Regions from separate parts of the Mus musculus genome. Here region 1 is linked to region 2. Evidence: chromatin loops called from intact Hi-C (ENCODE). Cell type or tissue: gastrocnemius. All regions are shown on one strand.

Region 1 (8,000 bases), 410 kb after region 2:
AGAATAACTTTGTGAAAATAAAATGATTTTCTTTCTCTTCTTTTTCTTCCTCCTCCTCTTCCCCCTCTTCCTCTTTCTCTTCTTCCTCCTACTTCTCCTCCTCTCTCTCCTTCTCCTCTTTCTCCTCTTCCTCCTCTTCCTCTTCTTTTTCCTTCTCTTTTTCTTTTTTTAAGAACAGGGTCTCATTTTTTTTTAATGTTCCAGGCTAGCCATGAACTCACTGTGCAGCTGAGGAAGATCTTGCTGTCCTCTTTCCTCCTTGAGGCCTGAGATTACCAGGGCATACCTCCATGCCTGGTTTATAGAGTGCCAGGGATAGAACACAGGGCATTCTACAGGCTAGGCAAGCACTCTATCCACTGAGCTATGCCCAGCCAATCATTTCAATCACTGTTTCTCTTTGGGGCTCTCTGTATGCTGTATGTGCCCAACTACTATACCATCCCAGTGGTACTGTCCTGATGGGTGGACAGTCGCCCGGACAACATCAGGGATGTCCTTTCTCGTCACTCATTCTGAGTCTTCATGGATGGGAGGGAACAGAAATTGCTGTATACTATAGGGGCCAATCAGGCAGCTACAAACACTTGGCACCTTCACAGGAATTTCACAGCATTCTGGAGTCTGGCAGGCTGAGGTCAAAGTGTTGGCAGGGTTGCTTTTAGTCCTTTGCTTGTAGATAGACTGTGTCCTCACGTGGCCTCTTTTCTGTGTGTCTGTGTTACAACCTTTTCTTATAACAGCTTTGGCCACATGTACAGGATTAGAGCCCACCCTGGGGGCCTCGTCTTAATTTTCTTCTAAAGGCCCTCTCTTTTTAAGGGCTCACATTCCAAGGTATCAGTGATTGGGACTTCCAACAAGAGCATGGGGCAGGCTAATAGGATAGGGGTGGAGACACAACTTAGCCTGTGACATCAGTAAAATGAAATGGCCCAACTGCCAAGGGGAAGAGAAGACAGTTGAAGACGCATGCTGCCTTGGTAGTGCAGGCTGCAAACCTGCTTAGTGGTACCCTCCCTGCCATGATGCTCCTGTTGGACCTAATTTTCATCCAAATCTTCTGTTTCCTTGACCTTTGACCCATTTCATCTTCACTAACCAACACTGGCCTCTTACAGGCTATCCTTTTTTTTCCTGTTTGGACCCCTGGAAAAGGAGGTGTGTGTGTGTGTGTGTATGTGTGTGTGTGTGTGTGTGTGTAGAGGCCAGACAACAATGTTGGGTCTAATTCCTCAGGTGCCATCCACTTTGTTTCTGAGATGAAATCTCTCACTGGTCTGGAACTCAGGGAGTCGGCTAGCCTGGCTGCCTACTAAGCCCCAGGTAGCCTCTTCTCTCTACCTCCCCAGGGTTGAGGTTATACACTGCCACTGTGCCTAGCTCTTTTGTGGGTTCTAGGGGTACTGAACTTGCTGCTGTATTAAGGCACATGGCTGAGCTGTCATGGTAGTCTGAAAAAATGATCTTGTTGGCAATGAAATTCCAGTTCAAGTTGTAATCCTTTCAGTTTAAGGCCTAAAGCAGACCATCCCTCCTTCACACCGATGCAGCCTTGGTGCCATCTGTGTCTTGGAAGGGGCTGGGGTTAAGAATATGGGCCTGGAGGGGGGACTGTAGGGCTCAAGTCTTGAGAGTACCAAGAGCTGCTCTGAGGACGAGCTTGGGAGATTTCAGTGTTTCTGTGAGAAGCCCCCTTCTCCCCTACAAACTTGTGCCATGCTGTAATCTCATTCTGCAGGCTGAATGAACTTAATTGTGACCCGAATGGAAACGAGGGTCCCATTTCCTCTCTGTGCTCCCCTACTTACTGAACGAAGCTGACATGCGGCATTTAAAAAGGATACGCTGGGCTGTGGTGTCTGGGATGGCGGTTGCTGGGATGGAAGAGGTGGCAAAGTGAAGAATGGACATTGCCAGTGAGAGGGAGCAACTGGGTGGGGGGCATAGCTAAAGAACGTGGGGAGACAGATGGCCTCTGACCCTTTCAGGCCTTTACTTGGGGCTTATATCTTCTCTTCATTTCTTGCCCCTTCAAGGAAAATGCTTTGCAAATCAGAAGGTCAAGACTCTTCCAGGTGGAGAACCCTTTGGAATGGGCAGAAGTCCACTTAGTCATTCTAATGCTCCCTGGTCCCAGCAAGCCTCCAGATGTTCCCAAATGTCCCATGCCCTCTGCGCCCAGACCACCTACCACGGGAATATGGAATGGTTTCACCTCTCTCCAGAGACAGAGGTGGCCTGATATAGAAGAGAGGTATCCAGTCAACTGTAACCTGGTTACTGTCTTCTGTTAAATGCAAGCATCTCATCAGGGGGCCCGGCACATTACCAGTTGAACAATTAACAGTTACTCTGTTTTCATACCCCTCTTTCAAGGTGTTTAGTCTTTCCCCTTTGGTTCACAAAGTGTACTGAAGACCTACTATGAGTCAGTACACGTGCTAGCTCTTGGACCCAAGGATTACCAAGTATTCTTTGAGACTTTGAGAGTGCATTGTTAGCCTGGGGGAATAGGCATTAAATAAGCAAGCAAACCAAACCAAATCTAAAAAACAAACCCAAATCAAAACAAAACAAACCCACAAAACCAAAAAATCAAAAACCAAACAGAAACAAAAACCCCACACCACCACCACCACCACCACCAACCCCCCCAAGTATGACAAACATTATAAGGACGGCAGGGATAGCAATCAAATGTCCAAGCAAATTGCAAGCTACAACCCCAGTGTACTCTGCAGAGAACAGGCGGGTGCCAGGTTGGCTAAGGGGTCAGGGGTTCTTTGCTTATCGGAGCTGCTCTTCTGCTGAAGTCTAACGTGGTCACTGACTTAACAGAAGCCCGTGGCTGAAGAGCTGAGCAGATTCCTCACGTGGTGAGGCAAGGCTATGTAAGGTGCTGAAAGTAGGCTTGGGTATCAGCGTATGGAGCTTGGATTTTGCTCTACAAGTAGCAAGCAACCTCATGAGATAGTTAGCAGTCATACACAGCAACACTGTGTAACAAACAGGAGGGAGAACAAAAAAATCTCAGGGCTTCCCAGGGACAGATGACTGTTTTTATCTCATGTCCCAGCTCCCTCTATGTCATCTGCAGTCACAGGCCTTAGGGCTTCACTGTGGGACTTAGCTGAGGGCATCCCTCAAATCTGGGACATGCCTTTCTCATATCAGAGGCCAAAGAGCCCCAGATGATCCTGATTGCTGTCTTTGATCACAGTCACGGAGCCAAGGCCCAGCCTCTGTGAGGGGACAGCAGGTCTCCATGAGCTTGAGTAAGCAAGGGACAAGGAGTCAGGATTAGGGCCAAGAGAAAGAGGCTTAAAGGAGAGCAGGCATTTCAGGCACCTGTGGGGAGTGCGGAGATGCACTGATGTGGGTGGAAGGGCCAGGAGTGAGCTCAGAGGCCTTCAGGCAGGTGATGATCCCTGGCTGAAGAGATAAAGGAGGAGGTGGAGAAAAGAGAGTCAGTATTTCAAAGGTGAAATAGAGAACTATCTCTGTCCACGTGGGCTAGGTCTGAGCACGCTCAGTTTGAGATTCCTTGGCCCCACCCATGTAGGGATGTCATATCTGGCCTCGTTCAGTTCTACATACCAGAAAACAGCTATATAGCCCAAATCTCAGCTTATTCCAAAATCTAAGTCCAGCAAGCCCTAGATATAACTTGATTACCACCACCACTAATATTTTTTCTCTACCTGTGCCCTCAACTTCCTTCAGAATGTGATCTAAGAGCTATCCTGAGAGTAACAGTGGGCATTAGCTCTGAGAGTTCGTTTCCCAACTCTTAGGGTACAGAGATATTGAAAGCCAACACTGTTCACGGGGAACACCTCTTCCCAAGTCTTCTCAGGTTAAGAGAAAACGAGAGAAAACGTCCTTGTCGCCTTCCACCCCGAGTCTATTGGTTCCCCAGACCAAGGCCCAACACAAACAGCTCTAGTTTGTTCTGAAACTGGCAAATATGGCCCAGGATGGGGAGCAGCTGTAATTGCAAAAAGCTCTTGGCCCACTGAGACAGGCTTTAATCCTTTTTTAGGCACACAGCATTCTTTGAGTATGGCTTTATTTTCTATAAATTATTATCATGCAAGGGCACTCAGTGTTTAGAATATAAAACAAGATGGACCCAGGCTTCCTGCTGTGTTCCCCACAGTGGTTCCAGGGTAAGGATAGTTTCTGCAAACACTCCGTGTGTTTGTAAAACACATTATGGCTAGAGTCTTGACTGCTCCCTTCCTTCCCCAGGTAATATCCCCAACCCACAGTTAAAGTTACTGGAACAAGGGACAAGACCTCTTGGAACGTCAGATGTCTCAGCAGCAATGAGGCAAGCGTGGAGATGTTTGGTCTTAACATGTTACTAAGAATGTAGGTGATTGATAGTCCACCTGAATGATATCTCACAAATAATTCTCTCAGAGCATACCAGAAAACAGCTATATAGCCCAAATCTCAGCTTATTCCAACATCTATAGATATAACTTGATTACCCCCACCACTAATATTTTTTAGTGTGTGTGTGTGTGTGTGTGTGTGTGTGTGTGTGTGTGTATGTGTAGGTTTGCATACTTTTGGAGATCAGAGGTCAGACACAGTGTGGTTTCTCAGGGGCTCTTCACCTTGAGTTTTTTCAGACAGGTTCTTTCACAGGCCTGGAACTCAGTGATTAAGCAGGCAAATTGGCCACTGAACTCCAGGGACCCCCCCCCCCTCGCAAGGTGGCTGTCCTAGCCACCCCCCACCCCAGTGCTATGTTTACAAGGGTGTACCACTCTGCCTGGCTTTTTAATGTAGATGCTGGGTCTTGAACTTGGAACAACTTCATGTTTGTAACTTTACCAACCCCCTCCCTAGCCCCCCAGTTATTTTTTGGATGTGAATTCCAGGGGGCTGTATCCTCTTGTCATTTCTCAAACCACTTGTCATTTCTCAAACCATCTGTCTGGAGAGCACAAAGGAAGTGTTTGCTGAGCAGAGCAAAGGTAGTTCCCCCTGTGGCTGGAAGACTACATCCCTCTACAGCTTCCACCCGTGGGAGGGGAAAATATTGAACGTGGAGTGATTTAGCCAGGCTGTGGCAAACGTGGGCTCTGAGGTCACAGAACAAGGGCAGGAGTCCTGGCTGGGGCATCTCAGCTGAGTGTCTTTAAAACCTGATTCCCTCACGGAGCAGATGCAAAACAAAAGAATACAACGTATAAGAAGCTTTTAGAGAGTGTCAGATCGTCTCAGTAACACTAACAGGATAGGGCCATGAGCGAACCCCAAGTCCTTCCAGCTGACCTTTGTTAGAAACCATGGTCCTCTGTGAATATCCATTGCAGAGAACTTTGAAGGAAATACAGCCATGGTATTTTTCTTTGAGTGCCCAGGCTTGAGTCCTGTGGTCCAATTAGAACCCCTGGGCAAAGTGAGATATAGAGACCAAAGGATGTTGGCTTGTCTGGTCTATGTAAGAACCTTGGAAAGGGTCTGTATAGTTCTCCAAGTCGCACACACCCTAGCTGGCTCTTCCAGGTTTGGTTTATGCCCTAGTTTGAGTCTCAGGTTTGGGGATCACAAGGTGCTTGGCCGGGAGGGGTGGATTAGATGTTCTGCCGAGAAAGGTGCACCTGTCTATGTCAGTGTTTGAAGGAGTGTTAGCCAAGGACCCCACACAAGGCAGGGGAGGGGGCTGTGGCTGTGAACAGGAAGATCTGACTGTGACTCCTTGCCCTGTGTTGTGTGGGAAAGCCTAGACTCTTCAACTGAAAGGCAAGGGCCAGGGCGGCCTCTCCGATTTGCTTTCTGCATTCTTCTGGCTACCAGAAAGAATGTGCTAGAAGAGTACTCACCCACGGAAGGAATGAAGTTCTGACATCTTGCTACAGCGTGACTGCACCTTGAAAAACAGCTTTAATAAATGATGACGTCACTCACCAAAGGGGCAGGTACGGTACTGTTGTACTTCTGGGAGGTTAGGGTAGACATGCTGGGACAGAGGGAGACGGAGGTCACCGGGAGCATTTTCTGGCTTCCCGGTTTCAGCGTGAGATGAGAGTGAAGTTCTGGAGATGGGTGGTGGTTAATGGTTGCACAGACTTAACACCACTGGGGTTAAAATGAGGCATATTATGCTACATCCACTGTAAGATGCACCCCCCCCTGAAAGATATGGTATAAATAGGTTGTAATATGGGATTCTAAACTCCTTTGCTATTTTTCAGAGGGAGAGAGACCAAAGGACAGTAGGAGCTAAGTTGTATGTCTGTTGGACCTGGTTGGTGTCTTCTGGCTTGGCAGGTACTAGGTAGGGCTCAGTCGGATCCAGAGGCCTACCTTTGGCTGGTCCTCGAACTCTTTCCTGTTAACATAATGTATAGGGTTTCTCCCATTCGGCCGCTAACCTCCTCCTCATAGCACTTAAACACCCAGGTTCCACTTAAAAAAAAACCCAAAAAACAAAAACCCTAATTCTATTCTAACTGCCATCTTTGTTTACTTGTGTAAACAACAGGAGCAGATCCTATTTGGTTATCACTTAAATGCTAAAAAAGAAAGAAAAACAACAACAACAACAACAACAAAAAACACCAATAAGAGGGGAAAACGTGGAAGGAAAACCATCTCTGTGTGTGCGGATTTTGAAAAAACACCCTTCTTGACAATAAACAGCCGGGCTGGGAGGGCGCGGCTGGGAGTCTTTGGAGGGGGCGTGCTGCTCTGCGGCGCCCTCTGGTGGCCGCATCCCGGCATGGTCACGCTCCACTGAGGCTTCTCCAGGGGTTGGCATTTGGGGCCTTGGTGAAGGACAGTTCTCAAAAAGAGATTTACAATCACAAGCCACAGCGTGGTGCTTCAGGTGGAGGCCCTGGAAACAACGCATCCATTCTGGACGGCTCTCTCTCTGATGGTGGCCAGTGAGGAAGATACCAAGAAGAAACAAAACAAAACAAAACAAACGAAAAAACGTGTGGCCCATCCATTATACTTATGTTGTGTGATATTGTTCCTCAGAGGGCAAAGCCGATGAGAGGAATAAGTGATTGAAACAATCATTTCATTCCCTTGGCAGGAATTCAGTCATTAGCGATATACCTATTTTACAAAGGCAGACTAGATACATTAGAGATTGAAGAAACTGGAGCAGATGTTTTCCCTCTGATAAGCACCATTCTATTAAAAAAAAACCAAAAAACCAACTCTAGAGGGTTGGAATTTGCCCAGAAAACAGGAATACATGGGTTTTTAGGTCCTTTGACATTTAAAAAATTCCAGGAAATACTACAAGTGTGATCTCTAACCAGCATAGGGACTTACATAGGACTGCACACAGCCACAGCCACGGTGGCTTAAGTAATGAGGGTCTCCTCAGTGTGTGAGTGTGTGTGAGTGTGTGTATGTGTGTGTGTGAGAGAGAGTGTGTGTGAGTGTGTGTGTGAGTGTGTGTGTGTGAGTGTGCGTGTGAGAGTGTGTATGTGTGTGTGTGAGTGTGTGTGTGAGTGTGTGTGAGAGTGTATGTGAGTGTGTGTGTGAGTGAGTGTGTGTGAGTGTGTGTATGAGAGTGTGTGAGAGAGTGTGTGTGTGTGAGTGTGTGTGTGAGTGTGTGTGTGAGAGTGTGTGAGTATGTGTGTGTGTGAGTGTGTGTGAGAGAGAGTGTGTGTATGTGAGTGTGTGTGTGTGTGTATGTGTGAGTGTGTGTGTGTGTGTGTGTGTGTGTGTGTGTGGGTCACAGGTATCCCACATGCTTTCAAGTTCCTCAGTAGTTTCTTGTGGACACTTTATGTTTTGAGGCAGCCATTGTCACCATTTCATAGTCCCAGGAGGAGGTGAGGTTCCAGTGCTGGCGACTTGATGACGGTCCAGTACAGCCCCCAAATCTTAGTGAGGCGAAGCATACCACCTGGTGTTAGTGCTGGATGTAAATTCTTGTCCCCACATCTATCCTGGGACAGAGCAGCTTAAGCCCTAAGGAACCTGGAGGAGGCTAAGGCTACTCGAGTGTGAGGGTC
Region 2 (8,000 bases):
AACATGAAAAATAGTAAGTCAACCATGAGGAAACACACACGCACATGCACACGCACACTCACAGGCACACACTCACACACACACTCACACACACATTCTCACACACACACTCTCACACACACTCACTCACACACACACAGACACACACACTCACTCACACACACACACTCACACACACAGACACACTCACACACACACTCTAACACACACACTCACACACACACACTCACACACACTCACACACACACACACACACACACACACACACTCACTCACATACACTCACACACACACACACACTCCTATAGCTAATATACTAAGCAGTATGCTCAAGGTTAGACATGAGAACATTACATCGCCTTCAGGTCTAAAGCACAAATCTATACTACCTCTTCCAGGTCACTCTCAGACAGTTTACAACACGAGTTTTATAGTTCAAACCTTAAAACAGAAAGGCTCTCAAAGAATGCTATATTTACACTGTTTGAAAGGCAGTCCCCTATTGTACATCAGGGAGGTGCAATGCAGAACTCAAGAGTACCAAGCTTGTGCCCGCAAGTGGCTTTCTATTTGGAAAGCAATCTCTAGGAGAAATGTTTTCTACCACTGATACCAGAGAGTCTGCTCACTGGAGCCCTGTCAACACTTTACATTAAGTAGACTCAATTGCATTCAAACAAATTTTTATAGCCTTTGAGTTAAGCGTGAGATTTCTGAAATAGACAATATATAACCAAACATAAGAAGGAAATGGTCACTTGGGGCTAAGGTTCATTTGTGTCACATCTTACCAGGCATCACTGTTTTGATGAAAGCTACCTTATGTCCTGGCACAGTATAGTCACACATCACTGATTTTTGGGTAGGGAGGGCAAAAACCCCAAACTCCACAAAGGAGTAAGTACTGAGGAGGCCAGGTCAGGGGCATGACCTTCTAAACATGTACTCTCGAGTTCACTGACAGGCCTGCACAGACAGACATTTCATATGCAATGTGAGCTTGATGCCGTATTTACTTAAGAGGGGGAGGCACTCAACTATTAGTAATACAAAGCCACTATTTAAAAATGGGGGGAAAGTTCAAAATTGAAAATATAATCTGAGACAACTGCCTACACTTGAATGTAAAATCGGTCAAATTATGCATTTGCTTCCTAGCTCTTCCAAAATTTCAAGGAACCAGGGAAACAAAATAATTTCAAACTCACTATGATATCAGAGAGGCAGCTTTACAATATGCTATAAGAGAATATACACAGAAATTGCATTTAGAAATAGAAGTGATTAAAATATCCCAAACAGATATGTCTTCTTTGATTTAGTATTTAAAGTCTAGGATGCTCCATATAACGTTCATAGTTTGATACACCAATAATTTCTGGGCTGTTTCCATCAATGGGGTCAATGTAACAGTAAATACAGGTGGGATGAGAAAGGAAGCTGTTTTTATTAAATTTATGTTACAGGCACTGTTACAAATTGTATCCGTTTATAAGAATTTTTCTGCTTGCTTTTCCATTCCTCCTGAGATACAAGAAAATTAAGTCTTTCTACTAACTCAGTATTCACAAAGCCAAGGACTTAAATGCCTGTCAACCCACAACTTATTGACCCCATCAGTTTCATGACCATTATACAAGCTCAAACCCTAAAAAGAAGGGCTGGAGCCATGGCTACTTGGTAAAGAGGCGGCTGAACAAGCACAGGGGCCTGAGCTACAGGACACACCCATATTCAGATGCCAGGGAGATGGCTAGGCTTGTGCTCGAAGTATGGGGGGGGGGGCGGGGGGGGGGGCTTCAGAGACAAGAAAACCCCGGAGAAAACTGAGTTCATGCTTTGTGGGTCTCAAAAGCTAAGGTGCAAAGATACTGAAGAAGACACCAGTGTTTCCCATGTGCACCCACGATAGAAATGAAAACTATCCCCAACACACACACACACACACACACACACACCAACCTCTTCTAGTATGTTGGGTGTTACTGCATTCATGTAGTGAATGCAAGCCCAAACAGATCCACACGTGCATGATAAGCGATTTGCGTCTAGGTGGTTTTTTTTTAAGGATAAAGTGTAGTAGTATACCCCGGCATGCAATTCACCTCTCTTTACAAAATGTCCAAATCAACTGGATTTTATTTAGCTTAAACTTTGTCAAATGGCAGCAGTGAGCAGCAGTAATCAAGGTTAGCAATGTCCATACTATAACAATCTTTCCTAATAGAATATTAATTGTATACACATCATAAACATACTTGTGTTAAAATACCATGCACGTGCATAGTAAATATGAGGCATAAGCCCAAACAAAATGTATTCTGCAAAACACTTGTTGCTCAGAGTCTCTTTAATAACCTTTGTAACAAACTTTAAGTGTCAAATTTCCAAAATTAAGCTACTGGGTCAGGAAATATCCGTCATGTTAATGATTATCAATAATTCACTCTTCATAGTACCAACTGCATTGACTTTAAAAACCATTCAGGCTACAGATCACAGTGGAAATAATTTATCAACTAGAGGCTCTGGCTGATTAGTCCTCTAAGTCTGGTATATGTATGTCGACTAACTTCTTGTATGTGTCATGCAGGTTACTTGAAAGGTCTAAGGTTACACTGCTATACCATAGAAGGTGAGCAACAGAGAGCAGACAGTGGCCTTAGGTCTTCTAGACAGATTAGTCTTATTCTCCAGAAATGTCTTTCCCCCCAAATCCTCTTAGCATTTACTAACGTAGTAGAGGCTAGAAAGTTGTCTCAGTGGATAACAAACCCTGCTGCTTGTAGGTTCAACTCCCAGGTCATATGTAATCCCAGTTTCAAGAGATCTGATGATGCCCTCTTCTGGCCTCCATGGGTACCAGGAACAGCCGCTGTGCACAGACATGCAAGCAGGCAAAACACCCAGTAGCATAAAATAACTTTTTTTTTTTTTAATTTAAGAAGGTACAGACAGGAGATGAGACGCTACAAAAGCTTAGGCTTTTTCTGGGATTTAAAAATGCTATGAATTAGTTTTCCCATCAAGGAACCTTGCACTTGGTTCCAACTGGTACTGCACAAATGTAGTTAGGGTCTTTGCCTTTGGCCCTACCCTCCGCTCCAGCCACTCTTGCCCTCCATCTCGCCTGTCTTGGTGCACAGCTTAGGCCTAAGGCCCGCCCCCTGGCGCCCCACCCACTGCCTGCCCCACTGGCCCCACCCCATCACTCCACCCCACCCTACTTTCCAGCGGCCTTCTGGTCTCCCCATGGCCCAGCCTACGGGAGGGGGAAGGGGGGGTGTTGTTTGATCCTCCCAGACTCTGGGTTTTGGGAGTCTACAACTTTGTCTCTTTCTGCAAAGCAAGTTTCAACCGGCCCCGCTACAGTGGGGGAGGGCCCTTTCCTCAGGGGCGGACGGCTCCAGCAGGGATACAGGGCAGCCGCTCGGCCCTCGCCTCGGCACTCCTCTCCAGGGACAGGCAGAGGGCGCGGGAGGGTTTCGGAGAAACTGGGAGCACCGCCGGGAGCGCGGCTGCGTCAGCAGAAACTTTGGGAGTGAGCCCTCTGGGGTGGGGCCTGCACAGCCCCGACCGTGGCTCGATGGCCAGGCCTCCCACCGCGGTGCCTGCCGGGAGCTCCCCACCCGCGGCTGCGCAGTCGCTGCTTCCCCTCTTCCTCCCTGGAGGAGTGCCTAGTCACTCACTGGCCCGCGAGCTGTGGGACACACTGCGCTAGGAAAACAAAGAAACCCCACGCACACGTTTCCAGGATAGGGAACGTGAAAACAGACAGTGAGACTTAGGGTGCCCCGCAGGTTAGGCTTCTCAGGGCTGCCATTAGGCAGCCAGGCAAGCTGCAGGCCCAGGTATCCAACCCAAGGCCCTGCTGAGCGCTCCCTTATGCTTACCGGGTTGAATGGTCAAATTCTCTAAACAATCCCATTATGGTTATATATGTGTGTCACGTATAGCCACAAATCCCAAGTCATTACTTTTTGGAAGAAAATTAAGTAATCTGAGAGCTTAGCAAAAACAAAAGCACCAATTCACCATTACTATTTTTTGTCACAACCAAGTGCTATATATGAAACTTTTGGATAATGTTACAGATATTTAAAGAAATGAACACATGATTTTAAATGCTGTTACTGTTGTCATGTTGACGCAGCTCACCTAGGCTCTGCAATGTGGTACTTCTCATTCAGCCATATCTAGTCTGTATAGTACCAGCAGGGTCAAAGGCAAGCAGGCATGCTGACATACTATGAATTAAATCATTTGTACACTTGAAATGTTAGGATTTGTGTTACTAGAAAAGGTGATACTTAGTAAATTTACCTAAAATGGGCAATCATACAAATTGCTTTGGGCAAATTCTTCATCAGTGAATGTTCAAATTTTTCACCCCATTTGTTCTCCTACAGATGATTTTCACAGGAATATGCTTCAGTATTTTTCAACTTTATTTCAAATTTTTAAAATTTTGAGATTTTTTGATTAAAAGTTCACTTTTTTTTTCTGACATTATTTGCCCTCCTTCCAGCCCTCTAGCCTTTTCTTCCTTTTCAGTCCTCCAAATGGTACCAAGTTGTACTACCTGCACAGGCTATGAGGTTAAGGAATTTTCAGATGTTTCTGGGTTCAGTAAATTACTACCTTCCTTCATTTGTGGTTAGGACAGTAGTGAAATGAACGCAGGCTCCGTCGGGGTGCAAGGAACACATGGTCAGGTATTTTACAGTGCTACACATTGTGGTGCAGCCAAGAAGGCAGTCAACAGATAGGCAAACTCGGGTCTGCAGTCAGGCTGCAGAGGGAAACCAAACACAGAATCGTGGGTAGTGATGAATAGGCCTTTGGAGCTGGGCAAGGAAAGCACTCAGCATGCAGTGGGGATAGAACCTAGCAGAGCCCAGGCAAGAGGCAGCATGGAGGACCACGCCCCCTCACCCCTCTTCCCAGGTAGATGCAAAAGGCTACAGTTCAGAACTTCACATGCTCCTCGTCCTCCATGCCAAGGGAGAGGTACTTGGCAAAGCATGGGCCCTGGAGTAAGAGGGTGTGAGGTTATATTTAACTCCTTCAAATACTGACTTTGTGTCCCTAAGACAGTTTCTTAGCGTCTGTCCCTGCTATCTGCAGGTGGTTGACAGTCACTTCATGGCTGTGAGGTGACTTAAATGGAACTTCCTTAGTGCTATCTTTGAGCATGACAAGACCAGTCCCCAAAACCTGCTTTCAAACTCACCCCAGCCTAGTCCTTTTTCAGTGCCTTGCTGAGACTGCTCTCTCCTACATCCACACAACAGTAGAAACTGCAATAGGATCTCCCATCCACTCCTCGGGGTGCCTTATGGTATCCTTGGCAAATCCAGATTTCAATTTGTTGTTCCACATACAATGCCAGAGAATACCAAAGGATCTGGGTCTAAACTCCTTAGTTTAGGTAAAAGGGCCAGGGGGAGTCTGTTCCTAATCTGCCCTGTGGTTTCACTCCCCTAAACTCATTACTGGATGGTAATCACGCTCCCTAGTGACTTGTGCAATAAGGCAACTGAGGTCTTTCCGCCCCTTTATCCAATCAGGCCCCTTCACTCTCTGTAATCCTGCCCTTTGAAAGCTGCCAAGGCTCCCCTGATCCCCACTGTTAGAATGTGAACAGTGCTGGGCTGAAGCAGCAATTCCATTTCATGCATAACTATGTATGTATGCATATATGGTTATGTCACTTGCAGAACCTCCAGCAGTGCCCTGCAGAGGGCTCTATCTAGTGAGCACTGTGCAAATGAGGACATCTGGAAACCAGGAAGTCTCACACTCCAGCAATGCCTTGTAACCTCATACTGGTGAGAGGGAAGCTGAGGCCTAAAGATGACCCTCAGACACCACTCACCTGTAGCTACATTCTAGCAGCTCTAAAAGGAGAGTGCTCATCGTCATAAAAAGAGAAAGTTATAAATTGTTTTTGAAAAGTCTTCCCTTCTATGAAGGTCCATTTCATTTCAGAACAGTTTAAACTCTAAACATTTGCACCACAACAGAAGCAGCAGGCAGAGCTGCGTTTACTCCCAACTTCAGAGCATACTGTGGATGTGAGGGTCTCGCTGTTAACAGACGGGCTCTTTAGGAAGACCAGCACAGCTTTGTCTTCAGATAAATGACAGCAACCTCAGGCGACACCCCAAGGTTAAGGAGCAGTTTTCAGATGCCCATGAACTTGTTACGTTTGTGGCTTTTCAACCAGTACTACACATGCCCAACACAGCAGTGGGCACCTTGCTTTCTTTGAGACAGTTCTCTAAAATTAGATACCACTCAACTGACAGCCTGACACTCTTGAGGAACAGAGGATACAATGAATACATATTCTACAAGATTAATTAGCTTCAGGTAAAAGAAACTGCAACCAAAACAAACTGGAAAAAACATTATTTCTCCTAAACAGACATTTATAGACTGGAGGTTTGCCACTTAAGTAGCCAAAGAAGTGTCACCCCATTCTGCCAGTTCCAAGGCCCTCCTCAGTCAGGGGTGATGGCTGGAAAGGACCCAAAGCCACCGCCGCATTCCCACAAGCTTCTCCACAGAGCAGAGGCCTTACCAACTAGAGCAACCAGTGGAAAGTGGGTCCACAGGCAGGGGAAATTCAATTAAGGCAGAGTGTGGAATTTGTAGAAATATAATGCAATCATGTAGGTGTTACATCATTTTCTAGTAGCCACATCAAGAAAAATAAAAGAGGAAAAATGTTCATTTCAGCACCACGTATGCTAAAATTGGAACTCGGTAGAGAGGATGCACACAGCCCTATGCAAGGATATCAAGAAAATTGGTCATGTGTTCTACATTTAAAAGAAATAAGAGGAGCTGGTTCTAATATTTCTTATTTGGACCAGTGTACTCAAATGTTATTGTGACATGTGTTCATATAAAAGTTAATGAAATGTGCCAAACTTTTCCCTATGCACTGTTTTCTTGACCCAGTGCAATTGTGTATTTGTTGTGCATCTCAGTTTGGACTAGCAACAGTCAAATATCCAATAGCCATACTGGACAAGTTTAAATTCTGATACCAAAATACGCAATTGTTTAAGACTGAGTATTGAAGTTTAAGTTCTTGTTTTGTTTGTTTGTTTGGCTTTGTTGTTGTTTTTGGTTTTTCGAGACAGGGTTTCTCTGTGTAGCCCTGGCTGTCCTGGAACTCACTTTGTAGACCAGACTGGCCTTGAACTCAAATCTGCCTGCCTCTGCCTCCCAAGTGCTGGGATTAAAGGCGTGCGCCACTTACTGAAATCCTATTTTGAAAATGAAACATCAAAGTATATAAGGTCATTCTCATTAATATGGAAATCAAGCACAAGGTATCCCTGGGAGATATGTAAGGATTAAGACTGGTACTGGCATGTCTGTAATAACATTAAAAAAGCAACCAATTAAAACCTGACTGACTTTTGTATCTATCTTTTAACAGAAGTGAAGGAGCAACCTCTCCCAACCCCTCTCTTAGCCAAACTAAGACAGAGTCTCCATTTGTTTCAATGGGGGGAAAAAATCCTGTGTTCAGCGCAGTCTCCTAGAGCTCTGCCTCTGGACAGCCTGTGATAATGACATTTGGTGTGGAAGGCTTCCTGAAGATGCATGCCTCACTTCAGAGCTAAGTCTGTCTGACGGAGGGTCTGCAGAGGTGAGGCCGAAGTATTCTTGTGCATGGCACAACCCGTACAGGAAGGGCAGTACAAAATGACTGCCTTGGGGACTTTTCCCTTGAGGGACAAACTACTCTAACTGAAACAAGAAGTTGGGGGCCTTACAGTATAGAGGGTGGGTTCCCTTCAGAATAACATCATCAAGTTTAGAAATGCCAATTATGTTGTCTCTGACATGCAGAATAGTACTTAAAGTTGCATGTGTATGTGCTCGTGTAGTTGCATGTCTGTGCATTTGTGTGTGAGCTGTAAAACTAAGAAGGGGAGAGAGGAAGAGAGCAGTCTTTATACATTAAGAAGTCTAAAAGA

The links. Hi-C counts contacts between places; a loop is a spot of excess contacts. Peaks named below come from ENCODE experiments on the same cell type or tissue, not always from the same donor. Only the 100,000 strongest peaks of a DNase experiment are listed, where the experiment ranks them.
Region 1: it touches region 2 in a loop (3-fold over the local background); 10 of 42 quality-filtered maps call a loop at or near these places.

What each region holds. Positions count from the first base shown.
Region 1 is chr17:4,777,099-4,785,098 of GRCm38, reverse strand. No RefSeq gene overlaps it. Among named protein-coding and RNA genes, the nearest start is that of Gm34371, 14 kb to the left of the region's middle. In gastrocnemius, no CTCF peak of the experiment used is centred here; DNase peaks (open chromatin) are centred at 579, 3,256 and 6,734; H3K4me3 peaks cover 238 bases; H3K27ac peaks cover 1,148 bases.
Region 2 is chr17:5,185,455-5,193,454 of GRCm38, reverse strand. The region is part of intron 4 of Arid1b (AT rich interactive domain 1B (SWI-like)); the gene reads right to left. Among named protein-coding and RNA genes, the nearest start is that of Gm34854, 35 kb to the left of the region's middle. In gastrocnemius, CTCF peaks have their summits at 2,851 (motif pointing left), 3,453 and 5,737 (motif pointing right); DNase peaks (open chromatin) are centred at 2,867, 3,226 and 3,550; H3K4me3 peaks cover 1,614 bases; H3K27ac peaks cover 3,663 bases.